Linked DNA regions of Mus musculus: all the other regions are linked to region 3. A link is a loop called in an ENCODE intact Hi-C map of the cell type or tissue named here. Cell type or tissue: heart. All regions are shown on one strand.

What was found. A loop is a pair of places that touch in the nucleus more often than their neighbours do. Peaks named below come from ENCODE experiments on the same cell type or tissue, not always from the same donor. Only the 100,000 strongest peaks of a DNase experiment are listed, where the experiment ranks them.
Region 1: it touches region 3 in a loop (2.7-fold over the local background); 3 of 42 quality-filtered maps call a loop at or near these places.
Region 2: a loop joins it to region 3, with 2.2 times the contacts of the local background. A loop is called at or near these places in 2 of 42 quality-filtered maps.

What each region holds. Positions count from the first base shown.
Region 1 is chr5:73,682,231-73,690,230 of GRCm38, reverse strand. No RefSeq gene overlaps it. Among named protein-coding and RNA genes, the nearest start is that of Gm34902, 34 kb to the right of the region's middle. In heart, CTCF peaks have their summits at 3,857 (motif pointing left) and 6,042 (motif pointing left); a DNase peak (open chromatin) is centred at 1,520; H3K27ac peaks cover 1,389 bases.
Region 2 is chr5:74,429,445-74,437,444 of GRCm38, reverse strand. The region is part of intron 4 of Scfd2 (Sec1 family domain containing 2); the gene reads left to right. Among named protein-coding and RNA genes, the nearest start is that of Scfd2, 98 kb to the left of the region's middle. In heart, a CTCF peak has its summit at 3,469 (motif pointing left); no DNase peak of the experiment used is centred here.
Region 3 is chr5:73,756,860-73,764,859 of GRCm38, reverse strand. No RefSeq gene overlaps it. Among named protein-coding and RNA genes, the nearest start is that of Gm34960, 44 kb to the left of the region's middle. In heart, a CTCF peak has its summit at 3,019 (motif pointing left); a DNase peak (open chromatin) is centred at 2,879; H3K27ac peaks cover 259 bases; H3K27me3 peaks cover 508 bases.

The sequences.
Region 1 (8,000 bases), 75 kb after region 3:
CAAAATGGAACAAGATCGCTGACCCTGGTGTCTGCTGACTGTGTCTACACATGCACATTTAAAGGGGACAAAGAAAACACAAGACTCAAGGCAATTGTTTGGAGTTTCTGACAATAAGAAATGGGCCTCTCACCTATGGGGGATCTTGGAGAAAAGCCACAGAGGGTGTGAGGAGAGCACAAGTGGACAGCTTGTTATAAAGGGCTCAGCAGACAGAATGGAGTCATGCCCTGTTCCCATGAATGTATTTCTTGTGTAAAGACTTCGGGAAAAAACCTAAGGTGCAGACACACACACATCAGTCATATGCCTTTATCATACACTTGGGAGGCAGAGACAGGTGGATATCTGTGAGTTTAAGGCCAGCCTAGTTTACATAATGAGTTCCAAGTCAGCCAGTGCCCAGGGTCACTTAGCCTCTATATTGAAAGAAAGAAAGGAAGAAAGAAAGAAAGAAAGAAAGAAAGAGAGAGAGAGAGAGAGAGAGAGAGAGAGAGAGAGAGAGAGAGAGGGAGAGGGAGAGAGGGGGGGAGGAAGGAAGGAAGGAGAGGAAGGGAGAGAGAAGGAAAGAAAGAGAGGGAGAGAGCAAAGTGGGAGAGTAGAGAGAGGGGACAGGGAGAGACAGACAGACAGACAGAGAAGAAAACAGAAATTGGTTTATATAAGTCAGGCTGGTTTGTTTTTCTGTCCAAGAGCTTGAGGGAATACAACAAAATTCTAATGTTTACCCTGCCCTAAAATTACTAAACTACTTCTATCTTTTTTTTTTTTTATCTATGTGTAAGTATACCAAGTGGATGCCTGGTATCTATAGAAGCCAGAAGAAATCGTCAGACCCCCTGGAAGAGGAATTAAAGGCGGTTGTAGGCCACCTCGTGGATGCTGGGAATAGAACCCAGATCCTTTGCAAGGTCAGCCAGTGCTCCTAATTGCTAAGCCCTCTCTCCAGTGCCTCTATTTTCAAACATTAAAAATCAAAACAGAAGCTTGCTGAGGGTTCAGTAGTTGGTATTATGCATGAATCTACGTTTGTGGAAAGGAAAAAGGAAGGCTTCTTTGTTTCTCACAGCTTTACTGCCAACATTGGCATATTTAGAAATTAATGGCTATATTTAAATGCATTTAATTCTCTGGGAAAGGGGATCTTAACAGAGAGGTGGCTTAGTGGGACCTCTCCAAACAAAATCTCAGACTGTAGAGTGCTAGTGTTGGGTTAATTTTGCTTAAGGCATCTCTTCAACATAGTCAAAAGGATACACATTTCAGGACACTCAGCCAAAGAATGTACAGTAGAGCTAGTCCAGCAGTTAGCCAGGCTCCACTATCTGTCAGTATCTGTCTTTCGGTCTTTCCAATACAAGATGTTCTCTTTCAATGTGAGTGAAGATATTTTACTCAAAAAAGAGCCTCTGGCTGCTGAATTCCTTCAGTTTGACTCACTGCTCCCTTGAAAGATTAAGCACACTATTTTTAGAGCAGCCAGCAATGTCAGACTGACAGTTCACCTCCATGATCAGGGTAGGACCTGAATCACCTCCAGGAACAAGGTGGTAGTGGGCTGGCAGGATCCATGCCTACCCACAGCTGTACAGGAACTGATCTAGTCACACACACACACACACACACACACACACACACACACACACACACACACTTTGGTTTCACAACAGAGACAAGTTACAGATACATGTTATTTCATCTGGAATGAGAAAAAAAATTCACTTCTTAGGTTGAATTTTGTTTCTAGCAGGATTTAATGAACAGACACAAATCATAATAGGTATCTACCAGCCAAGTTGAGCTCGTTTGGAGACAACCTGATAATTCAGAGGATGGAAAATGCATTCCCACAATCCCCTAAACTACTGCCACAGCTCATCATATTCCCTTGTTTCTTGATTCTGCGTTAAAACATCATTAATACTGAGCTATTGGCATTTAAAGCAAGAGCTTGAATTACCTCATTTGAAGTCAAATGCTAATCCCTTACACTTTTCCTAAAGAAGCCAAAAGAGAGAGAGACAGAAGAGAAGAAAGTAGGAGGAGAGGAGGAAGAGGAAGGGAGGGAGAAAGAGAGGGAGGTAGGGAGGGGGAGGGAGAAAAAGAGAGAGAGGGAGGGAGGGAGAAAGGGGAGAGGGAGGGGAGAGGGAGGGGAGAGGGAGGAGTGAGAATGAATCCTATTGAAGAATTTGGCTAACTGGGGGAGGGGAGCACACATGTTCTCTTCTTAGATGAGGCTTACCAAGAACTTTAAAGATGTCATTTAAATCAATCTTGAAGCCTCCTCCTCTTGTCCAGATTCACTGCAGGCCATTGGGTGCTGCGTAGTTCCAGGGTACACTGTTCTCAGAATGGCCTGTCTCAAGCAATAATGTTACTACAGCTCTGATGGTTTGGTTGTAGGTTCTTCTCAGCAAGAACCTTCATTCCCAGTATAGATCAGCTGCGTCCCTAAGCAGACGGGTGAGGACCATTTTGCTTTCTCCATTGCAGTAAGACTTCTTTTTTGAAGATATTTTTATTAATACTTTGAGAATTTGTACAAGCAAACAACGTGTTTTGATTATATTTACCCTAGCTCATCCACCTAACTCCTTCCAGATCTAGTCCCAATTTTCTCCACACTCTGTCCCAAGGTCATATCCTGTTTCCTCTTAAACAATCCACCAAATATAGTTTGTGTTGCTCATATCTTTATAAACTCGGTGATGGGGCCAATCCGCTGGATTGTGATCAGTCTACCAGAGCCACACCCCTGAAAATAAAAGGATTTTCCCTCCACTAGAAGCTGTCAACTGTCGATAACTCTATGAGCCCTCCCTATCAATGCTAGATGTGGCCTGGCTTGCTCTTGTGCATATTTTTGCAGAAAACCATAGCTGCTGTAAGCCAGCTCTACATCTATTTGTGTGTATATGTGCCTTCCTGAGCGTGTGTGCACCATGTATGTGCAGATGCCTTTAGAGAACAGAAGAGAGCATCAGATCCTCTGCAACTGGTGTTAAGGTGGTCATGGTGTGAACGCTGAGAATGCAGCCCAAGTTCTCTGCCAGACAAGAAGAGAAAAAGCTGACATCCCAAGCCATTCATTGCATTCATCTCAGTAAGAACTCCAGGTTGGTGGTGTTAGATTGAAATTTTAAAATACCAAGATAGATAGATAGATAGATAGATAGATAGATAGATAGATAGATAGATGATGACAGATAATAGACAAATAGATAATAGATAGATGATAGAAAAATAGATAATAAATGATAGATGATTGATAGTAGATAGATGATAGGTTGATAGGTAGATAGATAGATAGATAGATAGATAGATAGATAGATAGATAGACAGATAGATAAACAATTAGACAGACAGACTGACAGACTGATAGACAGGCATGGTTGATAGATGGATAGATAGATATGATTAATGAATAGATGATAGACTATTGACCAATGATAAACTAATAAATGATAGATAATAGATAAATGATTGATAGATGCTAGATGAGATAGATAGATAGATAGATAGATAGATAGATAGATAGATAGATAGATAGATAGATAGCCAAACAAGAATTACTCCCACCTTCACCTCCTGTGCTTAAGAAATTGCTTCTTGAGCCTTAAGAGGATAAAGCATATAAGCATATACATCCTTTATGGGGTGCTATGACATAGTTGTTTAGATTTTCTGACACTCTATATTTTTATCCCGACCATTCATTATCAATGCAAGATGTTTTCCAAGTTTACAGTGACCAGTTAAGCTAGGAATGACGTTGTAGATACTATCTGAGGACTAATATTTTTTATTTTTGAACCATTACCAACAGCAAGTGTGCTCGTCTCATTTCCTAAGCAATATTGCCATCTAGTGCCTTCTCTCAGACATTTCCCAGGGAACTTCTGGGTCCCAGGCCTGAGTTTCCCTGGGAAATGCTGCTTGCTTGGACTTCTTCCAACTGTGGTGGCAGCTACTTAGGGAAGGGGAGGTCACACCAGGAAGTATTATGACTTTGATAAATCCAATGCCATCCCTGTTACATTCTCACCACCCGATAGTCAATAGAGAAAGGTTGAATTCAAACATTGAAAAGAGCTGTTGTTTCTAGCTAACATTGTTTAGAGAATTAGTAACCCAGCCAAGCCTCTCAAAAGTTGTCTCACTCAAATGAGGGTTACACGTGACTCTTTCTTTAGAATCTAACTTTGCTTTGATGGTGGCAAATTATATTGGGCTTTGAAAGAAGTGAAGATGGGGGCTGCATTGTTCATTGGGGAACAAAGCAAGTATATTTCTGGCAGTTCTGGGATCACTGATATTTTTTCAAAGTAGAAGTCCAAACTGTTCGATGGCGTGTCTGTGGGAATTCCAGTCATGGCGGGCCACCCGTGGGGGTCTGATGTCACCTTCTCTCCTTTGGGATTTTCCTCTAGAGACAATGGAGGAATAAGCCTAGGTCATCCAGGAACTCCTCACTCCCCTTGGCCTGTGACGGCGACTATCCAGCTGTACTCGTGGGGAGTCACGATCCTAGCTATGACCCCAGCTTTCAATCACACATGCTGAGCCCAGATCTCTGCGATGTAAGGGAGTAAAGAAGTATAGTTTTCTCAACAACAACAAAATGTATCCAACACTAAGGACAAGAAAATATTGACATATATATGGGAAATAAAATGAGCATTCTCCCCCAGCCTCTTTTATCGACAATCTAGATGTGTGGCCAATGACTTGCCATGTGTTCTAGGTACACATGCAGATAAGGATTAAATATGCTCAATTTTCAATGGCTTGCATATTTCTGGATGGAAACAAGTAGTTGAGCACATGCAGTCTGTAGGTCACACAGCATTCACAGTTGGGAAAGTTCCAGGGATTGCATTAGGCCTCAGGTATCCTGTTCAAGGGTTAATGAAGCCCGATCTTTGGCCAATATTTCCAAACCTGCCTTTCTGTGCTGATGCAAATGCCCCAGAGACTATTACTAGGCTTGACAGGAAACCCACAGATGCATCTTTGATGTGCATACCAAGTATTTTTGTCAACAATTTGGGAAATACTAGCTAATATTCTCATTGAGTTCACTGAGCTAAGATTTACCATAGTTCAGATTTATTGTACATCTAATTTATTTTTTAATTGTTTTTAACAGCCTAACTATTTAAAGTCAAAATCATTTGAAAGTTCAGTAAAATGAATGCATTGTATGAATCAGGGCATATGTGAATCTTCATGTGAAATGTCATTTGCTGTCTTCATATCCACTCATACTTCGCTTAGAGGTTAGATGCTTATATGTAAGGGAATGCATGGGTGCCAAAGAGATGAGAACAACTGAAACCAGGAAAAGGGAGAAATTCAAAGAGAAGCAAGAGGAAATTAGAAATGAAGATGTAAAGATATAAGGTAAGGGATTTAAAGAAAGACATACACACTGGATACATTCTGGTATCAGCATTGGAAATGGAGGCAATTTTATCTTATAATACAAATACAATATACAATATTATGTAATATTGTATCTTAGAAAACAAAGATAAGCATGTATAAAACACACAAGAGATTCCCAGTTTGGAACTTTTATTGGGTACCCGGTTGTACATCCTTTACTTCTGTAATAAAATACTAGAGGCAGATTATTTATACTACAAAAAAAAAAAAAGCTTTATTATAGCTTAAAGTCCTGGATAGCTGGGACACAGAGTGATGCTAACAGAGTCTACAGACAGCACAGAGCTCCACACAGCAGAAAATGCTGAATATATGTGTTTATATGTCTCTTCTGCAGCCACCAGGACTGAATCATGCCCGGCCTAAGGACACTACCACACAGAGCCCCACAGTGGGAGTCAAATTTCCCCCAAGCATCACCCTTCAGTATGCACAACCCCTTAGCTCTGTCAGAATCTCCAACAACTGAAAGTTGTGCACTATGCTGTGTCAACAGCAAAAGCCTCTCGAATGATAATGAAGGGAACTTGCTCCATCCTGCCTCACACTCATGACCCACAGGACAGGACCAATGCTGACATCTACTGGTCTATGGCAAAAATCTACAACTTGTTCCCTGATCTAAAGAGACAGAAGTATCACGGGAATAAAATGCCTTGGTCCCAATGTTCCAACAAAAGAAATGAGTTACTAAAGGACCTGATTTATCGTGTGACAACCGAGGTACTTCGACAATTGTCCAATGACTGGGTCGCCTTTCTAGATCATTTTACAGCACGTTTTAACACATCGTTTCATTACTAAAATTCTGAAAGCACTATAAGTCAATTTGTAATTAAATCTGCAATATACACACTTGTCAGCCACCCAGTAGAAGGAAACAGATGCCCAGCTTTGATAGTGAATCGTGGGTGACAATGTGGAAGTCTGGTTGTGCTAACCCCTGCTGGGAAGCTTTTCAAATGTGAAGTTGTCCACTCACAGTTTATTTGAAATGGGAAAGCTGGTTCCCATCTTACTCTCAAGGCCTCTGCTCATTTGTGGATTAAGGCTAAACTGCCATTCTAAATATCTTTTTTTTTTTCATGTGGTTCCTGGGCTTGTAGTTCCATGACCTAATGCACTTTGTAAATGCTAGATTCTTTAAGATTCTGTAACATCTCTACCCTTAATTATATGTATGAAACGAGTCAAAGCAATACCACTAAGAAATCTTCCACCAACTCTACAGCCCTACAGAGTGATCTCAGTATCACTCTGCCCACTATGGCATGGATGTATGACATGCCTAGAGACAAATTAGAACGGTCAGCAAATGCCCTACTGCAACTTAAACATCCAATGGTGGAGCACCCAGCTGAGCTAATGGGGCGTGTTCAAGGCGTGTCCTTTGAGCTTCGTCTTCCTTCTTAGACTGGCTTCCTTAGCAATGTCAGGATTCTAGCATAGAGTTCTATTCTCTGGTATATTTGACCATACTATTCTACCCTTCCCTTTCGTAGCACTCCACCCCCACTCTGTGTGTGTGTGTGTGTGTGTGTGTGTGTGTGATGTGTGATGTGTGCATGTGGATGTGGGTGCATGTATCTATGAGTTGAATGTGGAGGCTGGATGTCTTCCTCAATCTGTCTCCACCTTATTTTTGAGACACACCCCCGACCCCCGCTGACCTGAGCTCACCTGTTTATCTTAGGCAGGCTGACCAGAAGCTTCTGTTGTGGGCCTGTCTCTAACCTCCCAGCACTGGAGTGAGACATGGGATGAACTGCCATGCTCAGTCTTACAAGTGCTAGGATCCAAACTCAGATCTTTACATGTACACAGGAGCTGTCTCCCAGCTGCCCCATCTTGTTTAATCGAGAGATCCTTGACTGATAATATTTTTGAATCCTTCAATTGGCAGGTAACATTTTCCTTGCTATATTACTGGGCCTTACTGTGTGTTTTGCTTTCTGCTTGTTGAAACAAGGCCATCCTATATAGCTCAGGCTGACCAGAACAAACTAGCCCAGGCTGGCCTTAAACTTTTGGCAATCCTCCTGCCACAAGCCTGACTTTCATCAGCTCCATGTTTTTATGTGTCCATATCTGTTCTTTATGACAAGAAAGTCACCAAGGAATACAGCTAGACTGGACATTAAACTCCATGAAAACCAACCCTTTCTCTACCTATCATATACTGCAAAATCTGAGAAATGCATGTATTCCCTGTAAACAAAGCAAGAAACACAGAGCCAGCAGTGTGTGCCAATAGAAGCAGAAGAAGTGAGAAGGTCCTTGCTCTAAAGCAAAAGACATTGGAACAAGACTATAGAGCACAACTGAACAAAGAAGTCCCTTACAGAAGCCGCAGACGTCCCGGTCCTATCTATTGTGGGAGCCACTGCAGTAAAGTAAGTAATGAAAAGTTAAGCAGGTTCCAAGGAGGGATCCTGAACAGGCGAGAGGGGCAGCGAATAAGAAAGTACAGCCAGCAGCCATACTTCCCCATGGAGCTGAACCTATCCCAGGTCAGCCTGCCACAGGATGCAGTCAGTATTTACTTGAATGTG
Region 2 (8,000 bases), 670 kb before region 3:
TGTTCATCCACTTCCTAATCCTCTGGAGTAAAGCATTCATCCCCAGGAGGGAGGCTTACCCTTCACCATGAGCAAATGTTGTTGTTGTTTTGTCCAGTAGTGCTGTGGTATGACCTGTGTCCCACCAAATCTGCTATGGTAAGGTCTTATGATGACATGGGCCTTTGAGAGGTCATTAGGTTTAGATGAAGTTGCGACAGGCATGAGATTCTTTCTGTGACAAGATTAGTGCTCCTATCCAAAGAGGTAGCAGTTCTCCCTTTCTTCTCCATGTGGGGACATGGGAAGCAGTCTCCTACATGCACACGCTCTCAGACCTGACGATACTGGAAATCCAATCTACATTTTCTGTCCCTAGAAATGTGAGGGAATATAGTTTGAGTTGTTAAAGCCACCAGATCTACAGTATTTTGGTGTGACAGCCAAAGTGATTAATCTGTTCAGATATCCTGTCACCGACAATTGGGAGACAGTCTGGCTTCAGGCCATGGGTCTTCGGGAACAGTATTTTGGGGATATTTTCTCACACCAGACTAGTCTTCAGTTCTCTGGATACCAATTGCTGTTTCTAGTTGGCATTGGTGTCTGATCTAACAGTTTACAAGGGCTTAGCCTGCAGAACCGCCCCCTTTCAGATGCCTGTTATAAGCCCAGAGGGTGCACATAAAGTAACGGTTACCCAGAGCACTGTCTTTATGTTCAATAATGTGTTGGTATAAATCTTAGAAGACAAGAAAATGTGTATGCTTATTAATTGTTATAAAGAATTCAACTCAAGAGAAATGAAGGCAAAGGGTAAAATTTCCATGCCCTCTCCCAGTAGTCACCTGCCCCAGAAAGTTCCTGTGTTCCAGCCACAAGGTCACATTTTGTTCAAGATCTTCTGGAGAGCCCAGCTTCCAACTCCACATGTTCCCATAGATTGGTGGATGGAGAGATCTAGGACTTTCTGCTGGTCAACCTCATCATGATATCACTTGGGGTCCTTCAGTAGGTCCTTCATTAGTATAAGCTTATATGTGTTTAAGTGGGGCTTGTTGGACTAACTGAACACACTTGTAAAACATTAAGGCTTATTTATTTTGTGTATCAATGTTTTGCTTGTATGTATGTATGTATATACGGCATTTGTGAGCCTGGTACCCATGAAGGTCTGAAGAGGGCATCAGATCTTCTGCAGTTAGAATTACAGGTGGTTGTTGGCTGCCATGTGGGTGCTGGGAATTGAACCTAGAGCCTCTGCAAGCAAGGGCAACAAGTGCTGGTTATCACTAAGCCATTGCTCTTGCCCCTGAAGACAACCTAGTTCATGAAATCCTAAGGGATTCTAGGAGCTCTGTGTTAGGAATCAGGGACAAAACCAAAATATATTTCTTATTATATCTCACAGTGCCAAGTTCATACCTTGTTGTTTCTAGTCATCTCCTTGTTCATCATAAGATGTATAAAAGGAAGAGAGATGAGAAATAAGCAGTTATGTGGTATGCAAAGATTCTTTTGACAGAGAAATGGATGAAATAATGAAGAAAATACATTCCTCTTAGGAGAAAATGCTTCTTCCTCTTCCATCTCAGAGCGACACTGTGAGATGAAATAAGTGCATGCTTTTGGAGGGGTGCAGTGCTTTCATCAGCCTGACTACAGAAGAACCTTGACCCTCACCCAACTCAAACAGCCTTGGCAATGGGATTTGGCTTGGTGAGAAGCTAATTAGAAGATGGGACTTTTAGGTACTCTTCAAATGACCCAGAGTTTCAAACAGATGTTTGGGGAAAATGCATACCTGCTGCTCTTCCATTAGCCAATTACTCTGTTGCAACTGTCACAGGCCCTCTTTCTGCAATAATTATGAAGAATTATGTCCCATCTGGCAGCTCAAATGTTTAGCTCAATTTGAAGGAAATTTAGTTGTAATTATAGGGGCAGTGTTTCTGTTAAGTCTTGAAAAGGAGCCTCTCCCCACTGCAAAAGCTTTGCTGGAAAGGTACAGCACATATTGGGGAGGGGGGAGTCTCATAGAAGCACTAAGTGCATACTGTGCACACACACACACACACACACACACACACACACACACTCCTGGAGAGTGTAAAAAAAGTACATTCTCAGGAATACAATGAACCATAATATAACAAAGTACTAAAACCTAAAATCTATTACATTTAAATGTAAGCCTATGGATTCTTGCTGGCTTATGGAATTTCAAAAAATATTTTGTATTCTTAGAGTCCCTTTGTAAATTTTAAACCATTAATTTGTATATCTCTAGAGACATGATTTTAATATTTTTTCCAGTGTAATTATGAAATTGTAAAAGTTTATTTTTGTTTAAATTTAACCTTTCTTAACACAAGTGAAAAAAAAACCAAGTTGAAATTGAAGACAAAGAGAAATAATCACTTACTAAGACTGTGGGAGTTTTGATTCTATTTTAATTATTTACTAAAAAACAGTCTCTGTCTGTATGTGTGTAGTCTGTATGAGTTTATGTGTACCACATGGTTGCAGTTGCCTGCAAAGTTCAGAAGAGGGCATCAGACCCACCCCTGAAACTAGAGTTACAGGTGGTTGTGAGATGTCTAATGTGGATGCAAGGAAATGAACTCAGGTCCTCTGCAAGAGCAGTAAGTACTCTTAACTTCTGAGCCATCTTTCAGGCTCCTTGTCTTTTTTTCTTTTTTTGAAGTCAAATAGTGAATTGTTATTTTGTTTACTAACCTTGAAATATACACTTGGATTTCCACTATGTATGGTAGATAAAATTACTTCGATAGATGGGCAAGTTTTATTCTTGGGACCTGGGAAAGGTTTAGCCTCTCCGCGCACCCACTCAGAACTCCAAAGCAGCGTAAGTGCTGGGGAGCAAGCATGCAGCCCAGGTGTCAGTTTCCTCCTTCCGAGAGCCAGCCCAGCAGATGGAACAAAAGAGTTTATTTCTGGAAGATATGAAGACATTTTGTACTTGTAAATATTTTCTTACCCCATATTTTTAAAATTATCTAATTAGCATGGGTCACATTGACTTGTATTTTATAAACCAACTCTGCATTTCATTTTAGACCAAGGTTCATTCATTTTTTTTTTTTAGCCATCTCCCAATGTGATATTATATTTACAATAAAGAACATCTGGATATTTGCAGTTGGAGAAGTCTTCGTGCTTTTAAAATATGACATTGAACAAATAGTTCTCCATCAACGGCTAAACAGCAATCAGCCATGTCTCGGATATTTGGGTGGATTTGGTTTTGTTATTAAAAACATTTGTTTTTGTATCACTTAAAACATCTTAATATGGTATGTAGGTATGTAGGTGGTGAAAAAGCAGGTTATGCTACAAGGAAAAACTCTGAAATTTTGTAATAATTAGGGTAATAAGTCTAAATGAAGAATAATGGCTGGGTTTCCTTCGGTCTGGCCTTGATTCTTTCCAAGTGAGAGCACGGTGGTGCAACACTGCCCCCTACTGTATGTCTTTGCCCTGCCCTTTGAAGGAATCTCAAAAGAAAAAAATTGGAAGAAATCAACAGCTTGGGACAAACCTATCTTCTTACATTTGGTATTTTAAAAAGGTGTTGTAGAGAGTACTCAGCACAGACACTCAGAGGATTAGTAGACTCCTCGCTTCTGTGGTGCCGTTTACTTTCTTACGGGGCGTTGCTGAGGTAACAGATGACACGTTTTTGTTTTTCCCCTGATGGATGGTAGTGGAGGTTTGTGAATGTGCTTCTGTTTCAGTTAGCGCTTGTCTCAAGGAATGGTGCATCTTTGAAAAAAAACGCACAGGATCTCTTTGAGGCTGGAAAGAATAGGGCTTTTGTCCATTTTCATGATAGCTTCAGTATTTTTAATAACAGGACCAAACCTTGAGGTAAAATGTATCAATTTAACCAATCACATCTTGGAGCTCATCCAGGCTTAACTGTCTATAAACAACTTTGTCTTATTTTGTGTAATAGAACCCTTAAATTCATGTGCAAGAGTCTTTGGCACGGATAACATTTAAACTTTTTCATTTTGATGAAAAGTTGAATTCCTTCTTTTCCCTTTCTAAGGGTATTACTTTAACAACATTATTTTGATGACATGTCCTTTGCAAATGCATACTTTCGGACATTAAAAAACAAATCGAAAGCCACTTATCATATGAATCATTGTTAAAGTCAGCTGTAATCCGCTGTGTAAAATCTCCCTGTAAAGGCACACAGGCTAGGGGCTTAAACCTGGAGCACATTAAATTAGTTCCAGTCTCTGGCGAACTGGCTTTGCCTGCCTTGCTTAGGCAGGCAAACCGGAAACAGGCAGTTTATAACAAGAAGTCTGCCTCAGAAACCATGGGGTCTATTGGAGAAAGATTTATAGCCCCACTTATATAAACATTACAAATGTGGACTCCGAGTAGGAGGGGAACCGTTATCGAAATCTCCCGAAGAGCTTTTTCATTGTGAGTAAAATGGACAGCGTGCACTGTTGTTTGAAGACCCGCCAGCGTTTCCACAGCCGTCCTCTCCACTGCTCTGCCTGATTAAAATGGAGCATTGTGAAGACTAACCAGACCACCTACTTCTAATTTGTTTTCACAGTAAGACTGCATTGGCATCAAACCTGGAGCCAAAGAGACTCTGTGCCAAAGGAGAAAATTATCATTTTGGAGTTAAAGAAAAAGGAATATAATTACATGAAATCTAGGGGTAATGGAGTCTGGACTTCAGTTTATACCACTGCCTGAGTTTAAGTGATTTTTACATATAAACTCTTTCCTAGATATCGTGTTGTCTTTGAGATTGTAATAGAACCCAGATGAGGCTTGAAATATTTGGTCCCATAAAATGAGGAAGGCTGAAAGGAGAGATTAACATTTGAGATTAGAAAAGCTATTTATTTGATACTTCACATATGGCGAGCTGAGGTCTATGGGCTGCACGTCTGTGTTCTTCTCATTTAGCTTTATCTCATTTGTAATGTCTTGAAACTTTCCACATAAATACACTTTCTTTTGCCCAAATATCTCTAACAGGGCACTAAAATCAAATTCTCTCTTTTCTTTTGGGCTTGTTAATAGTAGCTACTGTCTTGTGGGTCCAATCCAGGTGGTGCTGAGTCCACTCTCCTTAGGATCTCTGCAGCATTCCTGGAAGATAGCGAGCACATCTGTTTTTAGCATTTTTAACTCAGTCCAAACATAAGGTTATTTGGAAAGCACCTTTAAAATAGGGGCTGCTGTAAGAAGGAACACAATGAAAGGTTGTGACTGATAAAACATGAAGCCAGGATCCTCAAGAAGAGAGTGGAGTTGAATGTCGTATGCAGCACACCCATAGAAAGGTCCCCATGTTTTCTTTGTCCATCAGGTCTGTTTTCTTTGATAGCAAGAAAAGCCACTCCTCTAATTTCAGCTGGTGAGCAGAAATGAAAAATCTGATCATGTGTCACATCAGAGAACAGGTGGACTCAAAGGGAGGTTCTGAGCAGTATCACACGACTAATACTAGTGATAATTTTACTGGGTATTATTTTAAATTTTTAAAATTATTTTTATTATAACATTCTCATTATTTTTGAGAATTTCATATACCTGTGCAGTATATTTTGATCATATTATGGACCTCATGTATCAAGGCTTACATATGCTATGTACCAGACTTAGTGTCTTATGTATATATGTCTTTACTGTGCAGCAACTCCAGTTTTGAAATGAAGAAGCTGAGATTCTGAGTTTGGGACGCGCTCAGCCACTGTGAGTGGCAGTGACTGCTGTGACCAGCTCTTCTGGCTCCCAAGCCTATGCTCGTTACCTGCTTAAGCACCACACAATCCATGTTGAGCTCTTCACCTTAAAAGCCATTTGGAATCTTGTAAAGCACAACCTGTAATCCCATGAGTGTCTAACCTGCTCCATTCCACCCCATGAGTGTCTAACCTGCTCCATTGTATCCCATGAGTGTCTAACCTGCTCCATTGCACCCCATGAGTGTCTAACCTGCTCCACTGCATCCCATGAGTGTCTAACCTGCTCCATTGCACCCCATGAGTGTCTACCCTGCTCCATTGCATCCCATGAGTGTCTACCCTGCTCCATTGTATCCCATGAGTATCTACCTTGCTCCATTGCATCCCATGAGTGTCTACCCTGCTCCATTGCATCCCATGAGTGTCTACCCTGCTCCATTGCATCCCATGAGTGTCTAACCTGCTCCAGTGAGGTCCATGGACTTCTCCTCAGCAGCTCTCTCTGCACCCAGAGCCTCTGTGCACAGATGAGAGGTCCTGAACATGAGATGAACTCTTGCTCTGAGCAGATGGATTCAAGGCTCTTTGTGTACAGGTCATTCAGGTGGGGATGTAACCCACAACCTTCTGTCTGGAAGGCTTAAGAATATGGCTGGGTCTTGTCATCTGAAGGTAGTTTATTATCTGTCCCTTCATGGGACTGAAACACCCTAAGTCTTTTTGATACTCCTGGTATTTTCCAGTACTGCCATTATGGATTTCAACTATGAAAGGCCACAGTTTTGAATATAAACGGAACTTGTGCTGAAGGCAACAATGTTTTAACTGCTTATTACCACCACTTCTTTGGTTGAGTAAAATTTAGTAATTTCAAAACTTTGACCCATGCCCATTTATGTATGGCAGAAGGAAAATATATGACATTATCATGGATTTTATAATGAATAATAGTCTCCTAAAGCAAGCAACAATGTACCAATAGCAGTAACTTGTGTATTTATAAGGTCTGAAGAGATTGTGATTGATAGTAGTGAATTCTTCTTTGCTTACATAATTGAGGCAAGGACTGAACAGAACAACAACAAAAATTCCAAAGGCATAAGCAGACCTAGTAGTGACAGTTCTGAGGGGGAAAGAGGAAGAGAAAGGGCAGCATTCTCTACACCTGGGAGACAAGAGGCGTGCTTTGGAGTTGATCAAAGAAAAAATGAAGGTGTAGCTGCAATCGAGTGTTTAAAATCTGTCAAAAGTCAGATTAAAGTTGTGATATAAATGTTGTGTATATCTGGGTATTTGTAAGACAGTTAAGTCTTACCTTTCACAGAGGAAAAGAGGATAAAGGCAAAAGAAGTAGTATGACATGTTATTGAATGGCTTGATAAGGAGCTCCCAAAAGCAGTCAAAACCAATGGCCAGGCGAAGGCAGTTTCTTCTGTGAAGTGGGAACCCACTCAAGAAGAAAGGGGTTGCGTGGGGGTGGCGCAGTTAATTTTCACTCTGAGCTACTTAATGCTATTAGAAAGGAGTCTTCGTGTATGTGTTCAGTCCTTTCCTTCTGTAAGAATATTTATTTCAAGCCCCCTCAATGGGATGGGAGGATGCCCAGGCTCTCCGTGCTGGCATCAGGGATGCCCTGCTCTGCAGTTACTTTACTTGTCTCTTTCCCTTGAGCAGAGGGAGAGCCAAGAATCTAAGTCCAGTGCAACACAAAAGTACCTAAAGTTCCCTTTGTGGGCAAGGTGAGGGTTTTCAGAAAAGACATCTTTCATGATCTATATGGCTAATTAAGCAAGCTTTTCTTGATGACCAAATAACCCTGAACATTGACCTATAGACGATTTTGATTAATCTTCAATCCAGGTTAGTGAGCTCCATAGATTTAAATGATGGATGTAGGACCACAACACCTCTTGGGCTTCGTAGATTATTTTTTCTTTTTGTTTTGCTACCAGGATGTGATCTTACCCTGTTTCTTGTAGCAAATAAGCACACAGCAGCCTTGAGTATCTGGAACCTTAAAGCTGGTTAAGCTCTTAGTGAAACCCAGTGGGTTCTCTTTGGAAGCAGGGGTTGTCCCAGCTCACCACATGCATCTTAACACCAGCATTTCTCTTGGTTTCCTTTGCAGACTGACTTTTGCTCATCTCTTACACTGTTGTCATTCCTAGATAGATTTTTTTCTGGCCATGTCTATTTTTCAAAAAAAAAAAAAAAAGAAAAGAAAAGAAAAGAAAAAGAAAAAGAAAAAGAAAAAAAAGAAACCTATATGGT
Region 3 (8,000 bases):
ACAGTAACACCCCAGTTGATGTGAGCTGTGAATATAATTGTAATTTTAAAAGCCTGGTCAACTGCCTAGAGTAAACCAAATGTATAATTATATTTATTTTTATTTTTTCTTTATTATTTTTTTTTTACTTATTGACTTTACATCCTGCTCACTGCTCCCCTCTTGGCTACCCCCTCCCATAACCCTTCCCCCATCCCCATCCCCTTCTCTTCTGAGCAGGTAGGGTCCCCCTGAGTATCCTCCCACCCTGGCACATTAAGTCTCTGTGAGGCTAGGTGTATCCTTTCCCACTGAGGCCAGACAAAGCAGCCCTATAGAAGAACATATCCTACCTACAGGCACCAGCTTTTGGGGTAGCCCCCACTCTAGTTGCTTGGGACCTACATGAGTACCAAGCTGAACTAATCAATCCCTTACAGTATTATTGATACTCTGTTGTGCTTGCAAACAGGAGTCTAGCATGGCTGCTCTCTGAGAGGCTCCACCCAGCAGCGGACTCAACCAGAGCAGATACCCACAGCCAAACAGTGGGTGGAGCCTGGGGACTCTTATGGAAGAATAGGAGGAAGGATTGTGGCCCCTAAGGGGATAGGAACTCCACAGGAAGACCAACAGAGTCAAACACCTTTTAATCCCAAGATTAATTTATGATCAATAAAAATTACAGCAATGCTTCTATTTTTTTAATGTATGAATGGATACCATAAAGAATGATTTTAAAATATAGACTTGGCAAAAGTGCCTTATTAAGTAAAAATAGCATAAAATATTCTCCTTGTCCAAGTATGAGGGGGGAGATTTGGATTCTCAGCTCCAGTCAGATCTAGATTTATGGGATCCCCTCTGTGGCCCATCAAACCGTGTGGCTCATTAGATTCTGTACACCTGTCAGTATGCAGGGCCCAGGCCCGCCAGCTTAGGTCAGAGCTTGGCCTGGATGTATTCATTTCTAGGTTTTTATCTGATTCCAGATACTTTTACATGAAACCGTAAGTCTCTCCTCTGCACAATCTAGTTTACAGATTTCAATCATGGTTTCGGTTTTTGTCTGTGAAACACTTGTGTATTTATAACTCAAGCCCAGACATGTTACACTGTCACCCCTCTTCTGGTTAACATGTCTTCTTGGATGTCCCCAGAGAAACTTATCAAACCTAATGTAAAATGGAACTCTCCACCTTTCTAACTCTGAACTCATTAGCTGGCTCACATGCTGGATCCTCTACTGTGGTGTCTATTGTTTGGTAGATCACTGTCTCATTGTCTGAGCCACCACCACACACATACACACACAAGCACACATACACGCACACACATGCATGCACTGGGGTGTGTGTGTGTGTGTGTGTGTGTGTGTGTGTGTGTGTTTGAGACAAAGTAGCTTCACTATATAGCCCAATATAGCCTGGCTACCCTGGCACTCAATATGTAGAACAAGCTGGCCTGGAACTCCCAGAGACCTTCCTTCTGAGTGCTGGGGTTAAATGTATGTATCACCATGTTGTGTGCCCTCCTGTCATGGGGTCTTTGTCTTAAATGAACTCCTTCCTTCTCAAGCTAATCAATGCTGGTTCATGTTTCAGTTAAAGCGCCAATATCAGTCTCTATGGCCCCCTCTGGTAGGAATTGAAGTGAGGGTCACCTCAATAGACTCCCCATATCCTCTCCCATCCCAGGTCTCCAGCTAGTCACCAGAGATACCTGATATTCACGTACCTGCCAACCAGAGACTTGGAGGGGGCGGGGCTGTCTTCAGCAACTAGCTCAGGGCCTATTTCATAATAGGTGCTCAATAAAAATACGATGAAATCCTTCTCAAGCTTCTACAAGAAAATTAAATGGAATAGAAAATAAACCGGTGGGACCGTCTCATGTGAGAAGAGCAACCTTCGGAAAGAGAAAGCTTGTGTAGCCTGTGCGTAGCAGTGTGCCTTTGTGGTCTCCATGTTATATATGTGAAGTGGCAATCTCAGGCAATGTCAGACACTGAATGCTGAATACCCTTCATTCTCCGAAGGAAAGCAAATTCTAAACGCATCTTGCACTTTGTCAGCATGCAGGGAAATGATGTTGCTGCCAGTGTAAGGAGCAACAATGATATCAGCAAGATTGCCAGGGCTGAAGAAGCCAAAACATGGTCCTGTTTTAACCCAGCAGCCTCCAACCCACATCCCACCCAGCAGGAGGCCAAACCTTTAGCAAGGAAAGACATAGTTTTTTTTTTTTTTTCCAAAAGAAGGACATAGCTCTAAAGCCCATGTGCTTAAGCAAGACCACCCAAGGGTCTAAGATATTTCTTCTTCTCAGTAGACCACTGATTCTCAACCTGTGGGTCATGGCCCCTTTGGGGGGGTCACATGTCAGATACACTGCATATTTACATTACAATTCATAACAGTAGTAAAATTACAGTCATAAAGTAGCAAGGAAAATAATGTTAAGGCTGGGGTCACCACAACATGAAGTATATTAAAGGGTCACCGCGTTAGGAAGGTTGAGAACCACAGCTGTAGAAGAAGTTTTGCTTGATGAGTGAGTGCTTCTGGGACACACAAAGCCAGCTCTTGAGTTTCTGCTTCAAGCTCCAATTGTTACCAGAGAGGAACCTTGAAACGTGGCTGTGACAACTGGACACTGAAGAAGGATGGAGCACAGAAACGCTTAATTGGAACAGCATTGACTTTGTCTGCAGCAAGTATCCTTTGTGATGTTGCCCTGCATTAAAAAAATTTTTTTAATCCCCTCTTGGGTTTCATGCTTTCTGAACGAATGCTTGGAGAATAAGAATACTAGAGGAATTTCTCCAGAAACCCTGAGTGGGAAGCTTCAACACAGTGGCCAGTTGTGCTGACAGGGAATTCTAGCCAGATGGGTGGGGTGGGTGCAGGGCAGAGACAGGACTGCAGGCTCAGCAAAGCACAATGAGAACATTTGGGAAGTGTTTTCCATGAATAGAACACCCCCCCCCCTCCAACGCAGGGCCAATTGAACGGTGGAGCTCTGCTGACATCTAGTGCACAAACCCATGGAGCCTCGCTGAAACGAAGCATCTCAGGCTTAGGGATGGATGCGAGGGAGAGAAACCACAGCATGGAAAACCCTATGCGGTATCTCATTCACTTTTGCATCATTACCCTAAGAGGACGTCAGAGAAACTCATCCATTGTGTTTCATACAGGGGGAAACTGAGGATTGGAGAAAGAAATGTTGTGATTCTCAAAATGATGTATAAGAAGTGCTAGAAGAGACCACTTGAAGAAAGAAGGATTTTTTTTTTTTTTTTTTTGCTCATGTGATATGAAAGGTATGGCAGTGTCACAGCCTGCGGTTGGGGCAGTGGGAGCATGGGCTGCTGGTGACATCACCTGAGCAGTCTAGGACACAGAAGAGATTCAGTCATAACTACAAGCTTATGCCATAGGGCTCCCCCACTGTGTCCACTTCCTCCAACAAGGCCCTGCCTCTTAAAAGTCCCCAAATCTCCTAAAATAGCACAGCTAGCTGGGTATTCAAATCTATGATCCTGTGTGTGTGTGTGTGTGTGTGTGTGTGTGTGTGTGTGTGTGTGTGTGTGTGTTTGTATTTGTGTGTGTGAACCAAGTACTCAAATATATGATCCTGTGTGTGTGTTTCTGTGTGGTATGTATGAGTGTGTGTGTGTTGTGGTATGTGTATGTGTGTATGTGGCAGAAGGGGGCTAGAGGGAGAGAGGAGGAGAGGGAAAGGGAGAGGGAGAGAGGGAGAGAGGGAGAGAGGGAGAGAGGGAGAGAGGGAGAGAGAGAGGGAGAGAGGGAGAGAGGGAGAGAGAGGGAGAGAGAGGGAGAGAGGGAGAGAGGGAGAGAGGGAGAGAGAGGGAGAGAGAGGGAGAGAGGGAGAGAGGGAGAGAGGGAGAGAGGGAGAGAGGGAGAGAGGGAGAGAGAGGGAGAGAGGGAGAGAGACCTAACACCTAATAAGGGTAGAACCAAGCTGAACTGTGATCATTTCCCTCTAGTCTACATCTAGTTGGGTGAACTCAGCTGCTCACCCAACTCCAGCTTCAAAGAAAGACATCCTGCTTGGTGGCTATGAGGTCTTTTTTTTTCTCACCCATGAAGAGGTAGCCTTATGGAAACTGGGGCTGAGTCTCCTCTTTGGATAAGTTCCTAACCTGGCCTCTAAAACCACAAATTTAAAACAGCTAGTTCTCCAGGGAGTTCAAACATAGTTGGAAATGAATACAAGAGGGGGAAAACTGTAAACTCAGGAAGAATTTAAAAAGTCCCAGGCAACAAAGTCCTAAGCTAATCACACAGGCACACAAAGGGAGAGAAGGAGAGAGGAAGGGAGGGGAGGAGTCTGACCTGTAGCTAAGTGAACAGATAGATGATGTTGGTGATAAAGATGGCACAGCTAGAGACAGACATAGATAGAGGCAGGCATAGATAGAGACAGGCATAGATAGAGGCAGACAGACATAGAGACAGACAGAGACAGAGACAGGCATAGGTAAAGACAGACATAGGTAGAAACAGAGAGACATAGAGACAGACAAACAGAGAGACAGACAGGCATAGAAACAGACAGACATGGAGACAGACAAACATAGATAGAGACAGACGTAGATAACTGAAAACAAACATGCAAAAGGGTGTCTTGGAGCCCACCGCTATCCCCTGTACCTTTCCCGGATGGCAGCCATCAGCTGATATGTATTCACCTAGTGGCAGAATGAAGACCTTGGCAAGAGTCATCTGCTTGCCCTCAGGTCTCTGAGGACTTTATCTGAGGACAGCTGTTCACCCCATGGCAGAGTTCTGACCCATTTCTTACCCTTTCAAATGACTTTTAAAAGTTTAGATTCTTAGCTGAGGTGTTATAAAATCACTTTATTTTGCGTAAAATTTAATATCAAGCAGCAAAAACTAATTTTTAATAGAACAGAATGTTTAGGATAAACTCTATCTTCTTTGCTTGTCAGGGGCAATGTTGGTTTATCTTGTGGGTTTTCTAAGAGCTCGTTTACTATCAGAAACTATGTATGGTAAAGACACCATCTCAGATTTTTAAACTGTAGCTTAAAGAGCAAAGACAGTAAGACTTATTCTTCCTCTGACCCATAATCAGCATTAAACTCTCTATTATTAAAGTTGTTTTAAATCACTCATTTGAAAGTCAGATGCATTTGTGCTGAGTTCACTGGAACATCATCAACCAAAAAAAAAAAAACAAAAAACAAAAAAAAAAACAAAACCCAAAACCCCCAAAACAGCTCCAAAAAATGATTCCAGAAAATCCCAAATCAGAGGGAAATGAGTAAATGTTCACTTCCCTGGGCACTAAGTTTCAATATTTGTTGAATTCAATGTTGACATGTATTTTATTGGATTCTTAATAGCAAGAAAAAGCTTTATAACAGGGAAATCATGACAACTTACTGGAAAAAAATGTAACTATTTGTTCAACCAGAAAATTGCTGTAATTTACTGAACTCCTATCCAACCTAGGGTTTATTTTCATATCATGTTATATCTTGTCAAAAGAAAGATGCTAACTAGAAGCTTCTGGGGAGTGTATTAGGGCATCTTTCTTTGAGCAAGAAAAACAATAGAAAAGGACATCTACAAATTGTCTGTTTGAGGAACGTTAGTGCTCTGTGCTTGTAAATAAACATTCTAACAGCATCAGTAGGAACAGGGTAGCAGCTCTACTTTCCCGGGCCATCATTGACCATCGGGCAGAGGTCATCAGTCTCAGGAAAGAAGAGAAAAGAGGTGAGCAAGGGATTGTAAACTCTCTCATATGGCTGAAGAACTGGTAAGAATAGCTGAGTGACAGTGGGGGTGATGAAGCACATGGCAGCATTCTGAAGAGATCCATCTCCCATCATCCCAGCCAACTGTATGAGATAGAAATGGAGGTAGGCATCCGAAATTGGAGACTGAAATCTCCCCACACTCAAAATAAAGGCAATTAACTCAGCCTTCCAAAAAACGCAGAGCTGAATGGGGCCTCTGCAAGCTGCATTCAACTCCAGAGTTTAGGTTTAGTGTGCCTGACTCAGAACATCTGAGTTGCAAGTCAACTTTGCATTTCTTGGTGATGGATATATGTGCTTATGTGCATGGGAGTGCACAGATTTACATATCTTTTCCAGTTCGCTTATACAAAGATGAGTCAGATGAACAAATCGAAACACCAGCAAGAACCACAATCTTTCTGTTTGGTTGGTCACGTACAAGTGAGTGACAGGTACAGCCAGGACCCTGAATTTTGGAGAAGCTAACAACACCCCTTCTCCTAGATCCTCTTCACCCCGAATTCTTCTCAAGCACTTGCTCAGAACCCGCTCCCGCCTTTGCCTTGCTTTATCATCTAACCGTAGTATTTGCAACTCTTCTGGGGAGGACAGCCTTAGACCACTTTGTTGACTAATGCAGACCCCCAAAACCTATCCTCCTGAGGCAGACAGCCCTTGAGTGGTGGCTTTTCAGGGGTAGGAATGTGAAAAGGTTTTGGGTGACTTTGAGAGATGATTTACTCCAGAACTCTACTGTGGGGTTGATTACACTAAGGCTCCCTTCTGACAGGCTGTCCCCACTGCCGTCCTTAGCCTCCTCCACCTCTATCCGGTTGTCCTGCTTTCCTGCCACCTCCCAACCCTCCATTGATAACCCACACACAATTCCTTCTCTCAGGATTCTTCTGGAGCCTCTCTTGTCTCCATTCTTTTTCTTTAACATGTGAATAATAATGTTCAGTTCACACAGGGCTGTGGTCACTGGATCAGTGTGCACAGGGAAAGAGCTTACTTAGAACCATCATTGGCAACCACTGATATGTGCGTTGGGGCTAAAATGATTCCCTTGTGATGTTAATATGAGAAATAAATATAAAACCATTGTATCTTTCAGCAAGGTCTTATTTTCGGGTAGAAAAGCATAGGATTTAAAGTTTGTATAGGTCGTGTCTATTATATACACACCATATACAATATGAGATATGTATATGTTATACACACACATACTTACTCTCAAATTATTCATATACAACATGTCTTTAGGATGAAATGAGACCTCAATAACAAACCTAATCTAAACGGTGTGTGTGTGTGTGTGTGTGTGTGTGTGTGTGTAGGTGACAAAACCACTAGACCATGTGGCACAGACCCCTTAGCCATCCCAAAGAAAGACGGCAGTTGATTCAGCTGCAGCCCATCTGTCACGTGCATGGCCATGGTAAACTTGACTCTCATGGTTCATTTGTTTGCTCCATGCTGATTTGGCCCAAATTTCCGGTCTTTCCTGCAGTAACATGCCACTCCTTCCACATTGTCGACAGCAGCAGCAGCAGCAGCATCTTGGTAATCCCTCGAGGCCACATGCTTAAAATCATTTATTTCCAAGATCATATCCCCAGACCAATATATCACATTTTTGACCGTTTTTTTTTTCTTTGAAAGACCTGAAAGATCTTCTTCCCTCTAGTGCTGTCACTGTCATCTACTCCCTGGAGCTTCCTGTTTAGAGATCCTGGCTACGGACTTGCTCTTGGACTGCCTTGCCTCCTCCGTCTTCAAATCATTTGTTGGTAGAGTATTCTTCAACATACTTCAACACCTTTCCCTCCTTGCCAGCACATGTTACTCAGATTATTTAAGGCGCAAGCTCACAGCACCGGCCACGTGTTAGGTATCGTCCTAAGTGCTTTACAAACTTCAACGTTTGTTAAAGGCAGACACCATCGTTACTCCAGTCTTGCAGATGAAGAATCAGAGCTGGATAACATATCTAATGGGATGGGCTTAGTAAATAGAAGAGATGGAGGTCAGAGTTACAGCCATCTGGCTCCATAGCCTGAGTACCAGTTAACAGCACAGTATCAATTGTGACTGTCCCCTAATCCCTGTGGCTGTTATTATCATCTGTTACCTCTTTCCCCAAACTCTTGGCTCCAAATGATTCCTGTTTCTGAACTTCTGTATGCAGTTTTGAAGGTCACATAGAGAGAAGACGACTCTACAA